2 separate regions of the Homo sapiens genome follow, and region 1 is linked to region 2. Evidence: read pairs that join two places in POLR2A ChIA-PET (ENCODE). Cell type or tissue: MCF 10A. All regions are shown on one strand. Links, peaks and the distances in the headings refer to the core of each region. The heading gives the core; the rest is flanking DNA.

Evidence for each region. Peaks named below come from ENCODE experiments on the same cell type or tissue, not always from the same donor. Only the 100,000 strongest peaks of a DNase experiment are listed, where the experiment ranks them.
Region 1: POLR2A ChIA-PET joins it to region 2 with 25 read pairs; 2 of 35 experiments call an interaction of 5 or more read pairs at or near these places.

The regions. Positions count from the first base shown.
Region 1 is chr11:16,342,731-16,354,018 of GRCh38, reverse strand. The region is part of intron 1 of SOX6 (SRY-box transcription factor 6); the gene reads left to right. Among named protein-coding and RNA genes, the nearest start is that of SOX6, 8.2 kb to the left of the region's middle. In MCF 10A, for the core only: no CTCF peak of the experiment used is centred there; no DNase peak of the experiment used is centred there.
Region 2 is chr11:16,092,484-16,103,771 of GRCh38, reverse strand. It overlaps SOX6 (SRY-box transcription factor 6), which reads left to right. Exons shown (of 16, transcript NM_001367873.1): 8 at 6,084-6,163; 9 at 7,654-7,776. Among named protein-coding and RNA genes, the nearest start is that of MIR6073, 130 kb to the right of the region's middle. RefSeq lists a silencer at 4,643-4,843. In MCF 10A, for the core only: no CTCF peak of the experiment used is centred there; a DNase peak (open chromatin) is centred at 6,041.

The sequences.
Region 1 (11,288 bases), core at 3,032-11,031, 250 kb before region 2:
CAGTTCTAGGCACCATGGATGCAAATAAAGTATTACTTTTGAAGAAATCTAAAAAGCTGGTAGATTAGGCATGATAAATGTAAAAGTTTTTCAGGGGACTACTCAATTTTGGGAAATCGTGAGGTGGAGGTGGTGGTTATATGAGAAGAAAGAACAGGACCAGATAAATAATGCAGGATTCTTTCCTATAACTAACACCACAGCTTGGGAAAACCAGAAATTCTGTACCTTGGTAGGTGTGCAAATATGTACTTGGTAAAGAATCCCTTAAGTATGCAAGACAGCAGGTAGTCATACTTGTCTTTTATAATGATAACTCAAACAATTCTGTGCAATGATTCATGGAAACAATTGGATTCTCATGTTCTCCTGGAGCTGTTTATGATAATTCCAGCAAATGCAAGTGAGAAATTTAAAGCAAATAGCTATAAGAAAGGGAGGAGGTGGTGGAAGTACAGAGGGAGAAATACAAGATAGCAGCACTTTAGTTATTTGTGAAACCAGACTGTTTGGTGTGTATAAAAAAATGTGGAAATTTGGGTTGGTGGTAAAAACCTTTCTTCAGCTTTCACAGACAATTATAATTTATAAGAATTCATGTCCTCATATGAGAGGCTTTTCTATTTCTTTTCCTCAGAAGTTAGGATATATGTAATGTTATATAGTAGTCATATTTTAAGAGGGTATCTAAATTACTCTGCATTCCCTGAAATCAGCTCTAGACGGGTAGTGTGTTAAATACATATTGTTCAAGCTCCTCATCTTGTTTTCTCTCAAGGCTGTTCTCAACACCGACTTTTGTAGTGAGGCAGCTCCAGTTTTGTCTGATATAGCTGGTGTGGTTTCTCTGGTCAGAGATGGAAGGTAGAAATTGGATCTCATATTTCTCTGGGCCTTGAAATAAACGGGCAGTGACATTCTTATTTTATTTCATAATTGTCTGTGTAAGAATATAATTAAATGTTGATCATCTAGGCTAACCAGAAATAGCATGCTAGGAAAAGCATGGATAGTTAACAACCAACAAATATTTGTTAGAAAATTACTGTGTAAAAACTGCAGTGAACCTCTCAGCCTTGTGTGTCAGTAGCTTTAACTACTTCCTCAACCAATTTTGTTGTCAAATTGCCCAGAATGACAGTTAAAAGGATTGGTTAGAGAATTACCTGCTCTATGTTTCTCTCTCTTTTTTAAAGTTGTTAACTAGTAATTACATATCTCAAACTGTAGAAGTACACAGAAAAGAAAAAGATAGCAAATCCTTTTACTAAGCTCTGATTAAATGAGTATTTAGAATATCTAACCAGAATATTCAAAATAAAATTCTACAGGAATGGTATAAATTAGTAAAGAATAATTCAGATAATAATTGAAAATAGTTAATAATTTATTTAATTTAGATTTCAGACACTTTTAATTCTAATAGCATCTGCCCTGGCATTAGACCAACCTGAGTTGAAATTTTGCCCTCTGTATTTACTAGGTATGACCTTAAGCAAGTTTTCATTTTTATTGTTTTAATAAACAGTTTTGTGCCTTGGCTTTCTTATCAGTAAACAGGGATAATGACATTATTTAACTTCTAGAGTTGCTCTAAGAACTAAATGAAATAATACATGTAGCAGTGCTTAGCACAGTGCCTGCCTGGTACTTTCTAAGCATCTAGTAAAAATTATCTATGTATCTTTTCAACCATCTCTTCAACATCCATCCATCCTTCCATCCATCCATCCATCCATCCATCCATCCATCCATCCATCCATCCATCATCTGCCCATTGGTTCATTCATTTATCCATCTTTTTTTATGTTTCTGACAACATAAATTGATTATTTTGGGAGGCTTTCTTTGCCAGGGAATATGCAGAACTTTTAAAATATGAGGTGAATTTATTGTCCAGAGTGTGTGCAAAGAGGAGACACCCCCAGAAACCAGTTTATTTTAAGTCCTTTTTCATGGCTACTTTTTTCTGGTTGAAGATAACACCCTAAATTTATTTCTGCCTATTAATTCAATAATATTTAAATAATTGGGAAGTATTTACTGAGTGTTTCTTTTCACAAAACATTGTTCTAGGTATTGTGGGAATGCAGAGAAAGCTAGGATTTTGTTCTCACCCTTGAGAAGTTTGTAATGCGGTTGGGGTTACTTAGAAAATATAATGATATTATACATTTTTAAAAGATTATGTGAGGTAATATCCATTAAGTGTTGAATGAGTGATATAAAAAGTAATTTCTCACAGATCTTATTAGAGGTGTTTAGAAGAGGGGTAGATCGTAGTTAACTGGAATAGTCTCAGTTGGTTTCCTAACACTAAGAAAGGAAAGTGAGGAAAATAGGGAGAGACAGGCAGAGCAAAGGCTAGGAGGCAACAATAAGTGAAGTTTGACTGGTGAAGATAAATGTATAAAGATTGGTTGTATCTGGATGGAGGGCCTCAAGTGCCAGGGTCAGGAGTTTGGACTTTATTTTGTCATCAGGGGAGAGCCACTGATGTTTTTTGATCAGGAGAGTGGCTTGATGAAGGGAGTAGCAGTTAAGATTGATTTGGTGGAGGAGATACTAAAATAGAGAAAGTAGTTTAGGGTCTGTTGTAAGAGTTTAGGTATGAGGTGTGAAAAAGCCCTGTGCTAAGGTGATTATAAGTATGGTAAGAGAGATGAGCATAAGAAACATTAAAGAATAGCTGATGGAGCTTCATGACTGGCTGGCATTGAGAAGCAAGGATAAAAATGAGGAGGTGGATAGAGTGTTCATGTTTTGAACCTTGATGATTCTGACAGTGGTACTCTTCTGGGTGTGGATGAATGAGGGGAGGTATTGAGGAAAATAGTGATGAATCTAGTTTTAAGGTGTTTAATATGAAATTGCAGAGCATATCTTGGTATAAATACTTAACAGTCATTTGAGGACTGTTGGATTTCTGGGAGATGAGAGAGTTTAGTGTTGGGGATATGGATATAATAATCTTATGACTTAATGAGATGCTTGATAAAAACAGTATAGAGAAATAATAATGTTTAGATTGGCAGTATTAACATGGAGTGGTATTTTCTGTGATTATCTATTCACTTTAATTTAAAACAATAAGCTATTTGCCTATCTCTCCCTCTCTGCCTTTTCCTCCCTCATTCCCATAGTATTGATTGTCTACGATGTGTTGTGCACTGTGCTGGGCACTGGGGATCCAGCAATGAACAAGACAGATGATCCCTGTCCTCATGAAATATACAGAATTAACTTGTTTTTTAATTAAACAAAATATTTTAATGAGTTCTCCTTTTACCCATTTACCATGAGCTTATGCTATGTAAGCATTTATCTCCCAGGGTCTGAAAGATGTTCTCTGACAAGAAGTTTCCTTTTCTTCCTCTCGTTGATACTTTTTATTTTAGTATATTGTAATAAATACTCTGTAGGAGTATAATTTCAGGAATTGATTAAATTACTCATCATCGAAGTTTAGGAAATACTGATTGCAATCCCCTTTGCCTGGGAGGTTTTTATTGTGCTGAGCTTATAAGAAGTGTCTCTTGGAAAAAATTGTATTATATTATTTGAAAGTTCTAAGAACAAGGAAAAAGATGTTTTTCTAAAACCGTCTTATTTCTTACACCCAGACACTTCTCTTAATGATGTTAAGTTTATCTCAAATCAAAATAAAACGTGCAGCTAGAGACTGGACTTCCCCTTTCTCCTGTCGCTTGCTATCCTTGTTTTCCTTCTGATTTAGCCACCGATGTTCAACCAATGTCTTCATCTCATTCTTTCCTCTACTCCTTCGTAATAAAATAGAGGAATGGAGAAAGAGGAACACAATGCAAGACTGAGGAACACCAGTTGAGACTGATACCAGATGAAAGCATTATTCTAATGTCTGGATTTGTATTCTAAGATTCAAGCTCAGGAGAGCCTATGCTCTTGATGAGCCTCAATTCATTTCACTGTCACCCTGGTGTAGTCAGTGCCTCCCCCTTTTTTGCTAAACTGGTCTATTTTTGTGTTAAATGATCATAAATGATGTTATTTAGAACAGAAGTATCTGTTCTAAAATTGGAATGGAATATTAGGCATATCAGGCATTAGCTATAGGAAATATTTCAAAAATGAAATGGTTAAAATGGGAATATCAGGCATTAGCTGTAGGAAATATTGGTAAAATGGCATATCAGGCATATGGTAAAAATGGAATGTCAGGCATATCAGGCATTAGCTGTAGGAAATATTTTCTTTCTTGCTTGCTTTCCCTTCCTTCCCTTCCTTCCTTCCTTCCTTCCTTCCTTCCTTCCTTCCTTCCTTCTTCCTTCCTTCCTTCCTTCCTTCCTTCCTTCCTTCCTTCCTCCCTCCCTCCCTCTCTTTCTTCTGTTTTCTTTCCTCTTCTTATTTATTTATTTATTTTTTTGACAGAGCCTTGCTCTGTCACCCAGGCTAGAGTGCAATGGCACGCTCTTGGCTCACTGCAACCTCCACCTCCCAGGTTCAAGCAATTCTCCTGCCTCAACTTCCTGCAGAGCTGGGATTACAGGCGCGCACCGCCATGGGTGGCTAATTTTCATATTTTTAGTAGAGACAGGTTTCACCTTGTTGGCCAGGCTGGTCTCAAACTCCTGACCTCAAGTGATCCACCTGCCTTAGCTTCCCAAAGTGCTGGGATTACAGGCATGAGCCACCTCAGCAGGCCTAGCTGTAGGACATATTTTCTGATAAAAATGACATTATTGATGGAAAAAGCCCCTATATTTAGAGTATTTGGAGAATGATTAGAGTTTTTGCTGTATTAGAAGGAATGATATAAATTTGAATGTCTTAAATCTTGAGTTAGTTATGAAATAAAATCACTTTTCTAAGAGAGCTTTTAAAATGCAGTTTGTTTGGAGCATTATCTATATTAATTATATTCATTTTAATTTGTATCTTAGGAATCTTTGGAGTGCGGGAGAACCATGTCAAATTTTCAGTCCTTTAATATTAATTTAGCTTCAGGTTACTGAGATCACTTTGGTAGTGAGCCAATATGGTCACCAAATTTGGATGAGAATTCTAGATGCTGAGTGTCTGAAAAACAGTTGTGGATATGTGTCCTATGCTTGGTTATTTTTCTAAACTTGTGTAGAGATATTAAATCACTTTCATGAGATGAATTTTCAGCATCAAAAATATAAGCTACTTTAGAAGACGAAAACGAAGCGTAACTCTCTGTTAAAGAAAAATTAAGACAAAAGCTTTTGAAGTTGAATCCTGCCTGTCCTTTTCAACCTTCAGGAAGGTTGCTAGGCTAGAAAGACATCTCTAAAAACAAAGTTTTTATAATGGAAAATGCGCTGACATACCCTTTAATGATATAGGTTCAAATGGCAGTGATATAATTTGTAGGTCTTTGTGCTTGGAAATGTCTGGAAAGTTGTAGTGCTCTTATTAATATTTGTAGTCACTTTTTATGAATTAGTATTTCTTGTTGTTTTTCATTTTTATTTAATTTAAGATGAATAAATCTTATTATTAAATAACATGAAGATTGCATCATAGCCTTCAGGATTAAAATGCACTCCTTTTTTGGGGAAGAAGATAGATGTGTTTCCTCTGTTGAAAAATTTAGATTTGATATTTTGTTTTCTTCATGGTAATTATGTTTGCACTTTGCTGATCACTAGTTGTGCATTATTACAATGGAAGGTGACAATTTGATTGTCTTCAATTGGAGAAACAAGTAATTTTATATTCACTAAGCTGTCAGGTAACACTAACTCACAGTACTAAGAGCTCCTGGCAATGCAGCTTGGCACCTATATTTAACTGCTTTGATGCTTGTGTAACCTCTGCTGAATCAGAAGTACTTTGCCTGCTGGAAATGATTTTCAGGCTTGTACAATGAGGTTTTCATTAAGTAGACAAACTGAAAATGAACTGCAAAGCCATGGTTGTTTTTCTCCTCCCCTTTTACCTTCTCCCCTTTTCCCCTCCTCTTCCCCTCCCTTTCTACTCTCACTCCCTTCCTCCCTCCCTCTTCTTTCTCTTCTTCTTGTCTGTCTTTGAATAGGAACCTGAAACTTATACCTTATTTCATCACATGAAAGAGTGGACTTGGTAGATTGCCTTATTTAGCTAAAGGAGGACCTCAGAGATTAGTTTCTTTATATAAATTTGTTCAGTGTTTGTGTGAATTTTCATATTTTGAAACAATCTAAAGTATCAATATTCATTTTTCTCTTTTTTTCTGGAAATATTGAAGAGGGAAATTCGAGTTAAGGATGGAAAAGTATACAGTGACAATTTCCTACACTTTGTCTCTGAGAAGTTATTGTTCTGGTTTATGATTTTTATTAATATAATTGGATAAGATATCCTGTACTTGGGCTTCCATATTAATGGGCCAGTTTCACGCTGACAGAGAGATGTCTGTTTATTCACTTAAAAAATTGTAGTTCTCATTTTATATGAAGAGGAAATTCAAAGTGAACTTACATAAATAAATTCATTCTGCTATTATTTTAGACAGCTTTCTTTCACTCCAGCCACACAGAGGTCTTTCGTTGAGCTATAAAGTCATTGTGCTAGATTAAAATCCTCTAAGTTAGTGTATATTTATAGTAGCCATTGTTAGGTTTTACTCTTATTGTTAAGTCACTGAATTTATTTATAAAATCTGGGCCTGGCTTTCCAAAGCAAAAATTCCAAAAAGTTATTGGTAGATAAACTGTGAGAAGACCATATTATTTATATCAAGCAAAAAGTATAGATAGAGGTTACATGAAGTCAAGTTGTTTTGATCCCAGGAAGAAACCAGATACTCAGGGACACTTAATAATTATAGGTTTTCCATAGGCAGTCAGTCAGCAGGCCAGTCATTAGGCTGGCTGCCTGTCTCTTCCAGCAGATACTAACCAATTAGACAGAGGTAGTTACGTGATGTAACATTATCAGGAGAAACAATTCATGAGTCAAAGCATTCCAAGACATATGAGCTCTAGTCCAAAGAACAGTCTTAAGCTACATAAAGTGACAGCAATATTGTCAGCTAAATATAAACTCTAGAAACACAAACTTTGATGACTTAAGAAGAATCTGTTCCAGGTAGTTCTTGTTTTGTAAGAAGCTCAGAGGGCCTTTGGAGACAATTTTGGTGCTTTGCTGTGAAAAATTGGACCCTTAGAAAAGTCAGAATCCATTAATTTAAGCACTTTCTTAGACACACTTCAAGGGCTTCAAATGTATTTCATTTACCTCATCTCCATTGATTTGACAGCTAATTCTAATCAGTGAGTTTTCTTCTAATAGTTACTGTCCTCATGTGTTACCATATCTGTTCTGAAAGTGCTGCTACAAACTCTAGAAGATAGGTTTATAACTTTCCAAGGTAATTCTGAAAACAGTTACCTTCTTTTCACCTGAATTTTCTTAATTACTTAATGGAAGAAATAGAAAAATCTGGCAGAAGCAGAGGGAAGTTTGGAGGTGGATTGGGGGAGAGGAGGTGGTGGTGTTGTATAAAGTAATACAAATAATTAGTAAGCACCTTCCGACTTTACTGGAATGAATTGAGGAATGTTTTAAAAGGAATGTCTTCATTTTAATGTCTAGAATTAGGATGTACCATGCCATCCTCCCTTCCCCAAGATCCTTGAATGTGGAAATTAGAGATAGAAGAAGAGGGTTTTAAAATCATTCTTTGCCCTAGGCTGGGTGGACTGGTGTCCTTTGTAGAGGTTCCTGGGTATTGTGCATTTTGGCAACTAAACATATCTGTTACTCATGTTCCTTAAGATGAGAGGCACTGTGATATATTTTTGGAAAATTAGTTGTTTATTTCTCAATATCAGCTCAAGTACAGCATTATATTAACAGTGAATTATCTGATGAAATGAGTCTACCTTGGTAGCCTGGGGCTGAGCTGCAAAAATAAATGGGAATGTTGGCCTGAAGTTTTAATTTTTTTGAATAAGTAGAACAACTCTTAAAATGTTGCTTTATGTTAAAAACAGGACTTTTTTTGAATAAATGTAACACACCTGGAAAGTGAATGCCATTTGATAATAATCATAAAAATAATGGAAATATTTTCAAAAATTCAGTTAAATATATTGCTATGATGAATTCAGTGGCTCTTTTTGATAATTATGTAAGCTTCAAATGACAGTTTTGAAAGATGGATACTTTTCAAGCTATAATAAAAAAATGTAATTTTGAGTGATTATGCCTTATGAGAAAGTTTAAAAGTTTGAAGTTGTTTAAAAATAATCCTGACTTTAAACACATAAAAATAACTGTTTTTAAAGAATAATGTCAAATCAGAAAAGTTCTAGAAAATATGATATTCTGAGATAGAAGACTTAATGTGCACATATCCAGCATTCTCATCATTTTATAAAGTCTTGGGCCAACTAATTTTGATTTATTGTTGCAGAACAGAAAATAAATTTACTGTCTGAGTAAGTTTGTAGTAGGCCAAACATTCAGACTTTGTACTGGTGTTTTGGAGTAAAATAATTATGACCTTTCTAGAGGTGTTCGTACTGACTTCCTAGAGAACATTCTCAGTAACTGGAGGCTTTATCTCCAGCAATCTCATTTCCAAAAGTCCTAAGCCCGAAGTTCTTCCCAATGGCCTGGCATCCTGGGAGTTCACTTGATTGTTGGGCAGAGACATTTTAAACTCAGGGAACATATGATGGGAATTTAGTTTTATGTGTCCCAAAGATATATAATTCTCTTTGAAGGTTTTACTTGATAATAGTTATGCCCCAGAAAACCATCTTGTTTAACCAATGTGATAAGTTGACAATGTAGTTTTTCTCTCTGATTATAATGTACTCTGTGTAGTCAATACACTGGTACCATGTGAGTGTAATTTCCTCTTTTATTTTATCTCCAATGCACTGTATTATAAATAAACAGTTAAAAAAAACACCAAACAAATCTGTTGCATCTCCTTTTAAGATTGTACCACTGTAGACACTTGTTCTAGTAAAGTAGAATTGGGCGCATTTGATTGCATTTAAATTTTTCATGCTTCAGCAGTTTGGCTGGGAGCACAGTAAAGAAAAATCCCATGAGCGAGGATAGTTTAGAATAATAGAACTTGATTTTGTGTATTATAGCGGCAACATTTGCGCTGCTTTAGTTAGGGTTGTGTCAGCACTTCCATTATAAACCCCTGTTTTCAGGGGGTATAACTAGGGAGATTTTTTTTTAATACAAATTAAAAAAACAATTCATTTGAATGATTTTTAAGTTATAATAGTGCAAAAATAAAACAAAGTAAAGTCACATCGAAATTGACCATTTCCACAAGGATTTTGATTTTCTTTTACTTATTAGTCATATAAGGCAGCAGCTAAAGTAAGGTGCTGTTTTAATATGTTGGGGATGAAAATTTTTGCAATGGAAAATTACTGACTGAGCATTAAAATAAATGTAAGCATTCCACATGACATTTTAAAACACTGAAACATGGGTATATTTGATTTATGAGTTTCTAAAGGAGAGTAACTATGGTACAGTGGTTATAGTAAAGGCATTACCAAAAGTCAAGTGCCATTGAAGCTTCTAGAATACAGTTTGGTTGGTTGAGTAAAATGTTTTAAAGGGGAAAGCTAAAGAAATGAATGAGATGTCATCAGGATTATTTAATAAAGTATTTATGCAAAAAATCAGTGAATCAGATCTAATAATCAGCAAATCTAAAGTTTATTTAATAAACTGCATTAAAAACAATTTGTGCACATTTTATAACAAAACTCAAAACTGCCACCCAAAACAAAAATCAACAACAAGACCAAATGTAAAAAAAAGATGTAAACAAAAAAACCCCAACAATTCTACCAAAAGGAAATGCTCAAGGAAATACCTTGCTAAAAACAAAACCCATCTTTTTCACCACTAGCAATGCATTTGAGAACTATAATAAAGTAAAAACAAGAAATTATATGATTTGGAAAAGTATTTTTGGAACAAAAAATGTTAATTCCTTTGCTAAGGAAAGGGATTTCAAAACTGAGTGTGTTTTTCTTGATTGTTAACCGTTGTTGTCCTACCTCCCCTGTCTCCTTTTCCTCTAACGATAGTGTGAACTGAGAATGAACACTCAGATTTAATATTGCTTTTTTTGGCAGCTTGTGTTTTATTTGCAACCTTGATACACATATGTATTTGTAGATGCAAAATAAAAGACAAATTGTGAGATGTTATAAATAGGTAGCATTCCTGAATGGCCACTGGAGGAATCACCAGAAGACTGTTGATGAAGTAGAGGTGAAGCCTTTCCTCACTAATTGTATTCAGCGTGTAATTTCTAAACTTCCCTCTGAATTTTGATTTTCAATTAACACTCCCCATTTGAAGATAATTTTCTATTTAATGTAATTGCAGGAAATAATTTATTGGCTGATTAAGACTGAGGACCCAGCCTTCCTTAAGAAAACATTCTAACAAACCATCCTTTAAACTCAACTCATAGATTTAGTCTATTTTTACAGCTGCAGAGTTGTATTTAATTAGGATTGTGCACTATTGTTCACTGGTGCAGTTTATAGTTGAAATTATTCTTAAGAGACTGTTTTCATTTTGAGTTTTGTCATGATTAATTTAAACTGAAGCAACAATCATAGACATTGCTATTGGAAGGAGCCAATTCACTTTATAATAAGAGGATGTTTGTTGAGGGAAGTAAAGTCACTCTGATTTTTGGATCATGACTTTCAATTGTATTGAACTATTTTAAAAAGCAGAAGTACATTCATTCTTTTGTTTTTAATGTGAATGATTATTGATATTGTCAGTATCTGAAATAGGAAATCACCCTTGTTTGTGGCAAGCTCTTGATAAACTTGCAGAACAATTATAATTTGCCTGGTTTTACTAATAGTAGTTATGGGGCCGGTAAAGTAAGCCATACAGCAATTCTCTTATACTAAGAAGCATCCATTGGCTACCATTTTTCATAATTGTGTATATGTTTGTCCATTTGTTATTATTGATATAAATTGATCAAGAATATATCTGATTTATTGATATAGCACTCTTTAGAACATTTAATTCATTTCTTCTCAAAGAAATTATAGGCATTCTTTTGCATTCCCTTTCCCCCATTTTATTTTCTAGTATCAAATTTAATAGATACAATTTTTGTTACTTGTAGAATGATTATTATAAATTGGTATCAGCATTTTAATATGTTTCAAAGCACTTCAAAAGCCTGTAATACTTTTATTTTGAACTGCGCATAATTAGATTAGCTGATCTTATATTAATTTTTTTCACTGTAGGATACTAAATCTGAGCCCCCTCAT
Region 2 (11,288 bases), core at 1,133-9,132:
CTGAGTTACTTCACTTAGAATAATAATCTCCAATTCCAACCAGGTTGCTGTGAATGCCATTATTTCATTCCCTTTTATGGCTGAGTAGTATTCCATGGTGTATATATATATATACCACATTTTCTTTATCCATGCGTAGATTGATGAGCATTTGGGCTGTTTCCATATTTTTGCAACTGCAAATTGTGCTGCTGTAAACATGCATGTGCAAGTATCTTTTTCATGTAGTGACTTCTTTTCCTCTGGGTAGATACCTAGTAGTGGGATTGCTGGATCAAACAGTAGGTCTACTTTTAGTTCTTTAAGGACTCTTCATACTCTTTTTCATAGTGTTTGTACTAGTTTACATTCCCAACAGTGTAAAAGTGTTCCCTTTTCACCACATCCACGCCAGTATCATTATTTATTTTTTTTTTATTATGACCATTCTTGCAGGAGTGAGGTGGTATTGCCTTGTGGTTTTGATTTGCACTTCCCTGACAATTAGTGATGTTGAGCTTTTTTTTATATGATCATTGGCCATTTGTGTATCTTCCTTTGAAAATTGTCTATTCATGTCCTTTGCCCACTTTTTAATGGGATTGTTTGTTTTTTTTCTTGCGATTTGAGTTCTTTGTAGATTCTGGATATTAGTTCTTTGTTGGATGTATAGATTGCGAAGATTCTCTCCCACTCTGTGGGTTGTCTGTTAACTCTGCTGATTATTTCTTTTGTTGTGCAGAAGCTTTTTAGTTTAATTAAGTCCCATCTATTTATCTTTGCTTTTGTTGCATTTGCTTTTGGGTTCTTGGTGATGAATTCTTTGCCTAAGCCAATGTCTAGAAGGGTTTTTTCCAATGTTATCTTCTAGAATCTTTATGGTTTCAGGTCTTAGATTTAAGTCTTTGATCCATCTTGAGCTGAAGTTTTTTACAAGGTGAGAGATGAGGATCCAGATTCATTCTACGTGTGGCTTGCCAATTATTCCAGCATCATTTGTTGAATAGGGTGTCTTTCCCCATTTTATGTTTTTGTCTGCTTTGTTGAAGATCAGTTGGCTGGAAGTATTTGGCTTTATTTCTGGGTTCTCTATTCTGTTCTATTGGTCTATGTGCCTATTTTCATACCAGTACCATGCTGTTTTGGTGACTATGGCCTTATAGTATAGTTTGCAGTCAGGTAATGTGGTGCCTCCAGATTTATTCTTTTTGCTTAGTCTGTCTTTGGCTATGCAGGCTCATTTTGGTTTCATATATATTTTAGGATTCTTTTTACTAGTTCCTTGAAGAATTATAGTGGTATTTTTATGGGAATCACATTGAATTTGTAGATTGCTTTTGGCAGTATAGTCATTTTTAAAATATTGATCCTACCCAACCATGAGCATGGGATGTGTTTCCATTTGTTTATATAATCTATGATTTCTTTCAGCAGTGTTTTGTAGTTTTCTTGTAGAGGTCTTTCACATCTTTAGTTAGGTATATTCCTAAGTATTTTATTTTATTGCAGCTATTGTGAAAGGGGTTGAGTTCTTGATTTGATTCTCAGCTTGGTCACTGTTGGTGTATAGCAGAGCCACTACGTTGTGTACATTAATTTTGTATCCTGAAACTTTGCTGAATTCATTTACCAGTTCTAGGAGCTTTTTGGATTAGTCTTTAGGACTTTCTAGGTATACAATCATATCATGAGCAAACAGCGACACTTTGACTTCCTTTTTACCGATTTGGATGCCCCTATTTTCTGTCTGTTGTCTCATTGCTCTTGCTAGGACTTCCAGTACTATGTTGAATAGAAGTGGTTAAAGTGGGTATCCTTGTCTTGTTCCAGCTTTTAGGGAGAATGCTTTCAACTCTTTCTCATTCACTATAATGTTCGCTGTGGGTTTGTTGTAGATGGCTTTTATTGCTTTAAGGTATGTCCCTTCTATGCTAATTTTGCTGAGGGTTTTAATCACAAAGGGATGTTGGGATTTTGTTAAATGCTTTTTCTGCATATATTGAGATGATCATGTGAGTTTTATTTTTAATTCTGTTTATGTGGTGTATCATGTGTATTGATTTCCATATGTTAAGCCATCCCTGCATCCCTAGTATGAAACTGAGGATTTTTTAAATCAATTTTATGTAATGGGGATGAATTTATGTGAGTTCATTCACACTCACTTATTTAATTGCCATTGTGACAAATTCCACAGATTTTCGGATGATTGGTCAAGGGTTTGGATGCAGCTGTGAAATAAGTGAAGAAAGTAAGGTTGAGCCTTGATTCTTAGCTTTCTTAAAGGTAGAAAAAACACTGCAGATGATCTTAGAAGAAATTCTGAGGTCAAGACTCTTTTCATCATTGATCTATTCTTTGACGAATAGAAAGGGAGAAATTTAGCAGGAGAAATAACAACATAGTGATCTCAACAATATATATTATAATCCTTGCTAATTTTATTTTTCATTTGTCCTCAGGACAAATTGAAGCTTTTGTGTCACCTATTACCTGCTAACATTTACTACAGTGTGGTTTCGCATAAAGACAAATTCAGACTTATGGCATTCCCTCAGAGTGTAGAGGAATTGTAATATTTTGCTGTACCAAATGCGTGCATCCAGGCAAGATCCATGCTAAGTGGTATGTTCAAGTTTGCATCAGTGGTTGTGATTCAAATATGTTCATATTGTAACAAGAATGGCTATAGCTCATAAAGGTGGGCTCTATAGTTGTTTGGCAACTTATTATCATTTTATGATGCTGGCACACAATAATTTTTGAGTTAGTTAGGGATGTGTAACATATTTTTCTTCTGTTATGGAGGCTGGGAAATGAGGTATGCGACTGAAGAATCTTTTGTCCCGTCTTCTAGTTCTGTTTTATTTTTTTTCTCTCTCTACTCCTTCCAAACTTTCTAAATTATTTCTTCAATGTGTTAACATCTGAAGTTACTATCTCAGGATACTGCAACTATCCCAGTCCTTTGTCTTTCTGAAGAATGAAAGTAAATTGACAGACTTTTACCCATGGGATTTTTGGCTTTTTTTTTTTTTAAAAGGTAGACTTTATATCTGAATTATTCAAATTAAAAGCATTATTGCAGGAGGTAGCCTGAATCTAATGGGTTGTAGGTTCTTAGTACAAGCTCCCCTTCTCCTGCCGTTAAGTTTTACTAATTTTCTGCTTCATGTCAGTTTCTATGAAAATTTAAGAATTTATTTTCTCTCATTTAGGGACTCTTGCTGTTTTGATTCCAAAGGAATGCTGCCTATTCTGACAAGTGAAACTAATGTCAAGCAAATTTTCCATAAGTTTTAAATCCTACTTTGTCTTTGTTTTGTACTCTTATGATAAAAACTGTCAGTTGAAATATGTAGAAAGCTGGAAAATGGATTTACAGAATGGACATTATTTCTCAAATTGGTTTTTGAAAGTTGTCTTCTTACACTAGAGGTAGCAAGGGCCAGATTACAGTAGTGCATAAAGCCAACCTGTTTCAACAAGCTTCACCTTCCATGTACAAATTTTAAAAGAATGGGTCCTCATGAAAGCATTTCAAATCCAGAGACAAATTTGAAAAAAATTGCTACAACATGTTGACTGATTCCTTGCCAAGTCAGGCACTGAGAACTTTTTCTTGATTGACTTACACAGAAAATTAGAGCAGCATAAGGGAAACATGCAACTTTGTTATTAAAAAACTAAACTTCACAATACCCTTAAATCCCTCTCCCTCTTAAATTTTTCTTTTCTACTTGTAATCTCCCTCTTCTTCTCCCTCATCTTCTACCCCTCCTGCCTTGTCCTTGTTCTCTTTCTTCTAATCATTCTCTGTTATATACTCTGTTGCTCTAATGTATTCATTTTTACTTTTAATGTTGAAACAATGATATGTTATGGAGAAATAGCTTTCTAAAGATTATATTCAGGTATACAGATTCAAAGAAGGATAAAAGTTAAAAATGTTTTTAAAATATGCCTGTCAGCAGTGGAAAGAAAGCTGTTTGTAGCCAGCAGGTGAGCTGGAAAGTACTATAGGGTGTGGTAGAGATAGTAATAAATTAACTGGCAAGCCAAAAGCTGTAAAAAAAAAAAAAAAAGCTATTTCATAGCACAGAAGCATGACAGCTATGAAAAAAGGAGTGCCCCAGGGAATTCTTTTAGAGTTTGATTTTTTTAAAATATGTTTGACATGAAAAATGTTTTAGTACAAATAAAGCAACTGGTATTAAACTTACAGGGAGGGGGGTTGTGGTTTAGAGTTAGTATGAATAATGCATGATATTTAAAGAAAGAACAGCTCTAAAATGTTCCAGGAGGCAGTCCATGTCGATGGTTAGAATGGTGATTTTTTTCCCCTATTTTTGAAGCATCATTAATTCAGCATCGTTTTGTGATTTTTTTAAAACTTGATATCTACCAAAGAAATACTATTTGACTTAGATTAGGATATTCTTCCTTCAGATAATTTAGTTTAAATATCAAGAAGATCAGTAGAATTGTTTAAGCATAAAGTGACAGTCATTTACTATAAAAAATAATTTGGCCTAGTTATCTTTTTTAAAAAGCTCATATAGTACTGCAAACCAAAATCAACCTCATGGAAGGAGAAAAACAAGATCAGATATTTTGAACATTACTCCATAGGAGACCAGCACAATATAATGTTAGTGAATGCATTGTAGCAGCGCTCCATATGCAATCAGAAGCCAATTGTTACTGGACTGTGTACAAGCACACACTGTGCTCAATGGTCTGATGAGGTATTATGGATATGATGCAAAGAGACTGTGTAGATTAGAAGCTAACAATTTGTTAAAAGTGAAAGCAACTTAACATTTACATTGGGCCAGCTGAGTAGCATTTCATATGGCAAGCAGGATGAGTTCCCAGGAACCAGAGTCACCAGGAAGGCTCCAGGTATTCGTGTCCATACCCCAACTCCAAAAAAAGTTTTCTTGCTTTCCAGTTGACTGCCTTTATTACTGAGATTCTTTCTAAGCTGTCTATTCATTATTACATTCAGCTTTCAGTGTGGAAAGTTCATGCAAAACAACATGATTATTATAAATGTCAAAAATGTGTGGAGGAACAGCCTATTAAAATATAGCCTAGAGATATTACATAACGCTGACTTTAAATAAGTAGCTGAAGCCAAAGTGATACTCCATTAAATCACTGATATTGTGAAATTTATCCACACATACTAATTTTTATTTCAGTTACCTCTGTCATGATATGTTTCTCCTTACTTTGTTTTGGTTCTTCAGGTTACTGCACACAGCCTGTGTTCTTAGGTCACAGAAGGTACTTCCGTCTCCCTTTTTAGGAATGATCTGAAGTCAGAAACACATTAAGATATAGCATTCATCTCTGCTGAACCATACTCACTCTTTACCAGGTGTTTAGTACAGATATTCCATGTAAAATGCGCATTTATTTAATCAAAGCATCATTAAAATATGTTTGATAAGTGCTTAGTATGCATGATTCTGTACTAGGATCCACCAGTACAGTACCAGAGGTTAATCCAGACAAACATGGTTTCTACACTTATGGGGATACCAGACATTTCACAGAATGCTGGAAGATAAGATTAGCTGTCCTCTCAGCCCTATCATATTGAAGAGGTTGTATTTTTTAATTTTTAAACTTGTTTAATAAATAAAGTTTAGAATTATGAGCAGTCAATAGCTCAGAGCCCTTTTTGGACTCTAATACTCTTCTTTGCCTACAAAGCCAAAACTTTTTGTTGTTCTAATATAAAAGCCTTAATGCTTTCCCAGTGTACTGAGTGTCAGCCTGGCTTAAAGATATTTTTTTACTCTTAAAAAATGATGTATTACAAGATTCGCAATGGAGTGAACATGCTTGAATTGCACATTTAAGTTTTTTTAACATCACATTCATGTTTTGCCAGTTTGCCTACCAGCTATCTGTTAACAAAAAGTTCCAAGGCAGCACTGCAAGTCTGTGCCCAACTAAGCCTTTTGTTTCTGCAGATGTTTGGGCTTAGAGCAATGTTGTAAAGCTCAGGCAATCCAAGGACCATGTTTGTACTTGTCTGCTGCAATTCCCTGTGCATTGTCTAAACCTGTATGCATTGTTCTTTCCGACAGGTGATAACTACCCCGTACAGTTCATTCCATCAACAATGGCAGCTGCTGCTGCTTCTGGACTCAGCCCTTTACAGCTCCAGGTAAGTGCCAGAAGAAAAAAATGTGGGATATGAGCCAGTACTTTAGTGGAAAACTGCTAACCAGCTGTATGCTAAATAATGGCCTGAATGTTAAATAATTTTTTAAGCATAGCCCAGAAGGATTAACACCTTATTTGCTTATCGTAATGCAAATAGAAGAGAAAACTGCCAGTTTCAATATTTTTAAAGGAAAAGATCACATTAGGACTTAATACTATGTATTCTCTATCAGATGAGTGAATAGTTTTACAATTTCAATGGCTAGTTGTTACTGCATACATGTTAGCTTTTTCCTTGTTAGTTTTTCATCTGTGTCTCCACTTATGTCCAGATTAGCTTTTGCATATAAAAATTGAAACAAAAATGATGTTGGATATTTTTTCCTTCTTGTAGCTCATAGAATAAGGGGTTGTTATTTTCAAATTACATGATAATTATTTTGTAAATTGTAAATGCATTGCTCCTTAATATATGTGTCCTCACCCTTTCTAGGGTCAAAAGTCAGGGCATGGTGTCTGATAAATTTTGCATTGGTGTTTCTTATTTATAAAGCTAAACTTGGGGGGAAAGTGTTTTGGAAGCTGATTGAAAAATCATTTACACCTTATCTTCTTCACAATAAAGTGAGTTTGGAATAGGAATAGCTGATCATTATACCCTTCTACTACTACCACTTGAATGGGAGGTTGACTTTGAATATGAATGTATATTTGTATTAATAAAAACAAAAAGCTGAGATCATTAAAATAAGTCAAACATTCAGTATTTGGATATTTAGAGAATATAAGATAATCAACAACTTGACTTCAATATAGTAGAAAGTTTTATTAAAGATAGTTTTTATTCTTAAAATATACTATAATTATTTTTGAGTTTTCTTAAATTATCTACAGAATAGCATCTGGTGAAGCATTTTTATTTTTGTGTTGCTAGTCTCTATGTGACTTGAACATAAAAAGTATACAACTATTGTCCCATGAAAAAACATCATTTTGAATGTTTCCAACTGGATCTGCAAATAAAGAATTTCTGCAATACTTTGAGAAATTTTGTCATGAGTCATGATCCAGGAAGTTATAAAGATGTAACCCATTATGGGCTGCCTAGCAGAGCTAGAAATTTCGCCTAAGAAGAGCAGCAACCTCACCTCTCTTGCAAACCTTCACCTTTCACGCTACTAACACTGAAACCTACTATAGTTGGTGCAAGTCTAAAAAGAACCCTCACTATTATAAACCTAATATATTTCTTCTCTTCCTATAGCTGTGCTATTGAGTATCTTCTTGAGTCAGAGGCAGAAACAAGAAATCAGTGCCACTGTTTGATACTGTAACCAAATTTCTGTAAAAGAAAGAAACTGAGTCTTAAACTTTCTACTTTCTATTTTTTGATGTGGTCAATACCCTGGATTTAGAAATATGTATTCTGTTTCATGAGTTCTGACAGTATGTTTTGTCTTTTTTTTTTTTTCTGAATATGCTACTAAACAGAAGGGTCATGTCTCCCACCCACAAATTAACCAAAGGCTAAAGGGCCTAAGTGACCGTTTTGGCAGGAATTTGGACACCTTTGAACATGGTGGTGGCCACTCTTACAACCACAAACAGATTGAGGTATGAATGCTTCCATTGATGCTTCATTGGGTTGGGGACTGGATTGTTCAGTCATACTCTAGGCTTTTTTTTTTTTTTTTTAAAGTGGCAAACACTCAACCTAAACACTGAACTTAATCTTTCCCTTTTTCTCATTCCTAAGGAGGCTCTTCTTTTGCCCCTTTTCTTTCAGAGAAAAAAGCAAATCCCAAAGCAATGCCCCTGAATTAAGGTTGTTCTTTGCCATATATATTCACACAAAAGCTTTACATTATAAGTGTCTTCAAAACCATGTTTCTTCCCTCACTCTTTTATATTTTCTTATGCATAGTGTTGTATAGTATTTTTTAAAAAATACTTAAACATTAAAAAATTATTTGACCATAGAATAACCCTGTAAATTTGATCAAATATAATTCTGCTTGTATAGATAAAACAGCTGAGGTTTGGAGAGGTTAAGTTATTTAACCAAGGCTATAAAATATTCGTTGAGTCAAGGTTATTGCCCAGGATTTCTAATTCTACGTACTCAGTTTTCTCAGAATGAAGTAGGGGTGGGTGCCTGGGCCTGGATGATTGCTTTTTCCAAGACAAACTTCTGTAGTATTCTTTTCATATTTCACCTTCCAGTAGAGTCCTTTGTTGTTTTGTTGGGATATTCTTACCACTGAGAGAAGATGGCTTATGAAAACCAAGACCTTTTCTTCTATAAGAACCCAGTCCTTCTCTCTCCAATTTCATGCTTAATTCCTTTTCTGCCTCACCGGGGTCCCTCACTGGGACTCTCATATTGGAGAATTTCCAGCTATCTGTTGAATTTTTTAAAAAGTGGATACAGTTTACCTCAAACTGAAACACACTTTAATTCTCTGGGTTAGATATAATAGCAGATTTTATAGTCCAACCTAGGATGGGAAACTCAACCCAAAAATGAAAATAATTGCATCTAGCAAGATGTACATTTAACTTCTGATGGCTCTGCTGGTCTGTATAGCTCAAACACTATGTAGTCAATGAAAGGTCCCTTTGACGTTACCTTTTCTGCTGCTTGTGAATCTACCTTTTTGGAAAATGATAGGGAATGATCACTCCTAAGAAAAGGAAGAGACAAGACCAAAGACCCCCTTGGAAGTAGCCTAAGGTAGAATTCCAGAGCTTGTTAACTGCCTCCCTCTTTTCTTTTGCTTTGACATAAGAGGTAGAGAGGGGGTTTCCACTCAGACATGATTAGACACATACTTTCAGAATATCTCCTGCCTTCTATACAGACAGAAGAAATTTCTAAGGCTTTCTTTTGGCTGTAGAGTGAGTACCACATTTCTGGGCATTCTGAAAATCTATGCCTAGGAGAGCTAGAAAGAAATGACTGGACATTAGGAACAAGTTTATATGTGTGATGACAACTAGCAAGCTTATCTACTCAGGACAGTCAGCTTGAGAGCTTTTAAATGCCTGGAAGAATGAGAAATTAGGTAGCCTTGGCTCAAACTCAAGACTTCCTCTCCTGCTGGACTTTTCTGTTTCCTCTCCTGGTGGGACTTTTCTTTCTCTCCTGTTGGACTTTCCTGTTGGACTTTTCTTTTGGATTTTCTGTTGAAGTGTTGTGTTCTATCCCATCAATCTTCCCTTAGCCAGGTTTCTACCCAGTCTCTTCTTTTGCCTAATTTTTCACTCAGATCGGCTTCTCTCCCACCCCCCACTCCCAACCCCCACACCATCACTGATCCCTGATGTGTCAAATCTGGCTTCTGTTGGGTTTCTGGAAACCATGATGTCATGCATATGAGTGTCAGAGCTCTGTAGTGCTGTAGTGATGCTGATCTAGAAGCACAGCATATGTCACGTGTCTGTCACTTTAATTAGGCTAAACAGGTAAACCATTAATGCAAGAGCCTTCATAGCTTTGCAGTTTAAATCTGGATGCTTTGATAGTTTCCTCAGTTTTTATTTACTCTTGCTCTGTTCTATTACCTCCTATTTTTGCACCTTTTTCCTGCATGTCAGGAAACCTTTGATCTGTTTGCTCATGTGGACTCTGGTTAGAAAAGATCGACCTTGTTTAAAAGATGGGTTTCCCAAACTTTCCTAGTATGAGTATAGCATGTTTATTGGGACATCTGTGAATAGCATAGTAGACACCCATATCTAAGGTGCTAGATAGTAACGTTTTAAATCTTGAGCGAGGGTAGAGGGATATTTTAATAATATCTTGGTTTATTGTTATTTAAATCTGCTTTCTTTTCTAGCTAGGGTCTTCTCCCCTCCTTTGATAAGCTAAAATGTCACAGTTATGTCAAGAAACATGATCATGATAAACTATTGCTACTTAGAAAGCATTACAATGATATTAACTGGTTTTATTTCTAAACAGAGATTCTTAGGAGGGAAAGCTTATAACACATATACTCCCCCACCCCACTGCATGCATTACTCAGAAATGGTGTTCTCTACTTCATGTTACAGTTAATTTGTCCTTCAAAGGTTGTCATTTCTAATATTAATGAGCCTGGGTAAATCTTAACAACATTTGGTATATATTAAGTATACCCTGAAATTTTATCAAGTAGAGAAAAGTTATTTAAAATTGAAAGACTCTCCTTATATTAGCATATGCCATTACTTTCTTTCTTTAAAATAAGGAAGATTCCGTAAAGACCATTTTTTAAAATACTACTGTGCTGATCTAAGGCATGGTTTTCTCTGCCTCAGGGGCACAATATTAGGAGAAAGAAGGCCAAAGAGTGCTATTTTTAGTTGAACAGTTCAGCAGATGCAGGCATGAATACTCATATATCTGAAGGTTGAGGGGTTTGAACCATTAATTTTGATAATTTATTAAACCCTGGGAACAATCAGAAACTGTAACTCTAAGGTTACAATGCTTTTGACCTTTAGAGAACAGAGAGCACTTGCTACAGTAAACAATGTATTATACTGCTGCTTATTCCAGTTCTCTCACCCGTATAAATTTCAGGACCAGTTGCCATTTGCTTTCTTCAGCTATGTTATCATTGGTCCTTAAGTAAGTCAAAAAGAATGTTAAGGAAAGGGAACCAGTATAATGAGGCAGTCATGTAAATTTAGCCTTTAAATAGTGATGATGTTAGATTGTTTCTGAAGAAATATTGTCGTGGGAACTAAGCTCTGGATGACTTTTTTTTTTTAATGAAAAAGGGACTTCAGTGTATTTATTCATTTTATATGGTTATTTTCAATATGATAGACCCTTAATTTTGTTTTGTTTTGTTTTGTTTTTAATGGGGAGTAGTGTTGCCTCATAGTTGTAGCTTATATTAAACAAAATCTGGTACCATATGCAAAGTGATCCACCTGCCTCATGCCTTCTTATTAAATGATGCATGCTTCTCTTTAGCAAATACAGCAGTTAGATATCACACAGCTTAAGCATTTCTAATTAAAATATCTCCATGTGTCAGCATATTGGTAATGTATTATTTTAATCCATTTATTTTGTTTATGAAACAGTGACATATGTTTAGATTGTGAAATATATGAGCCTTAAAAATCACTTT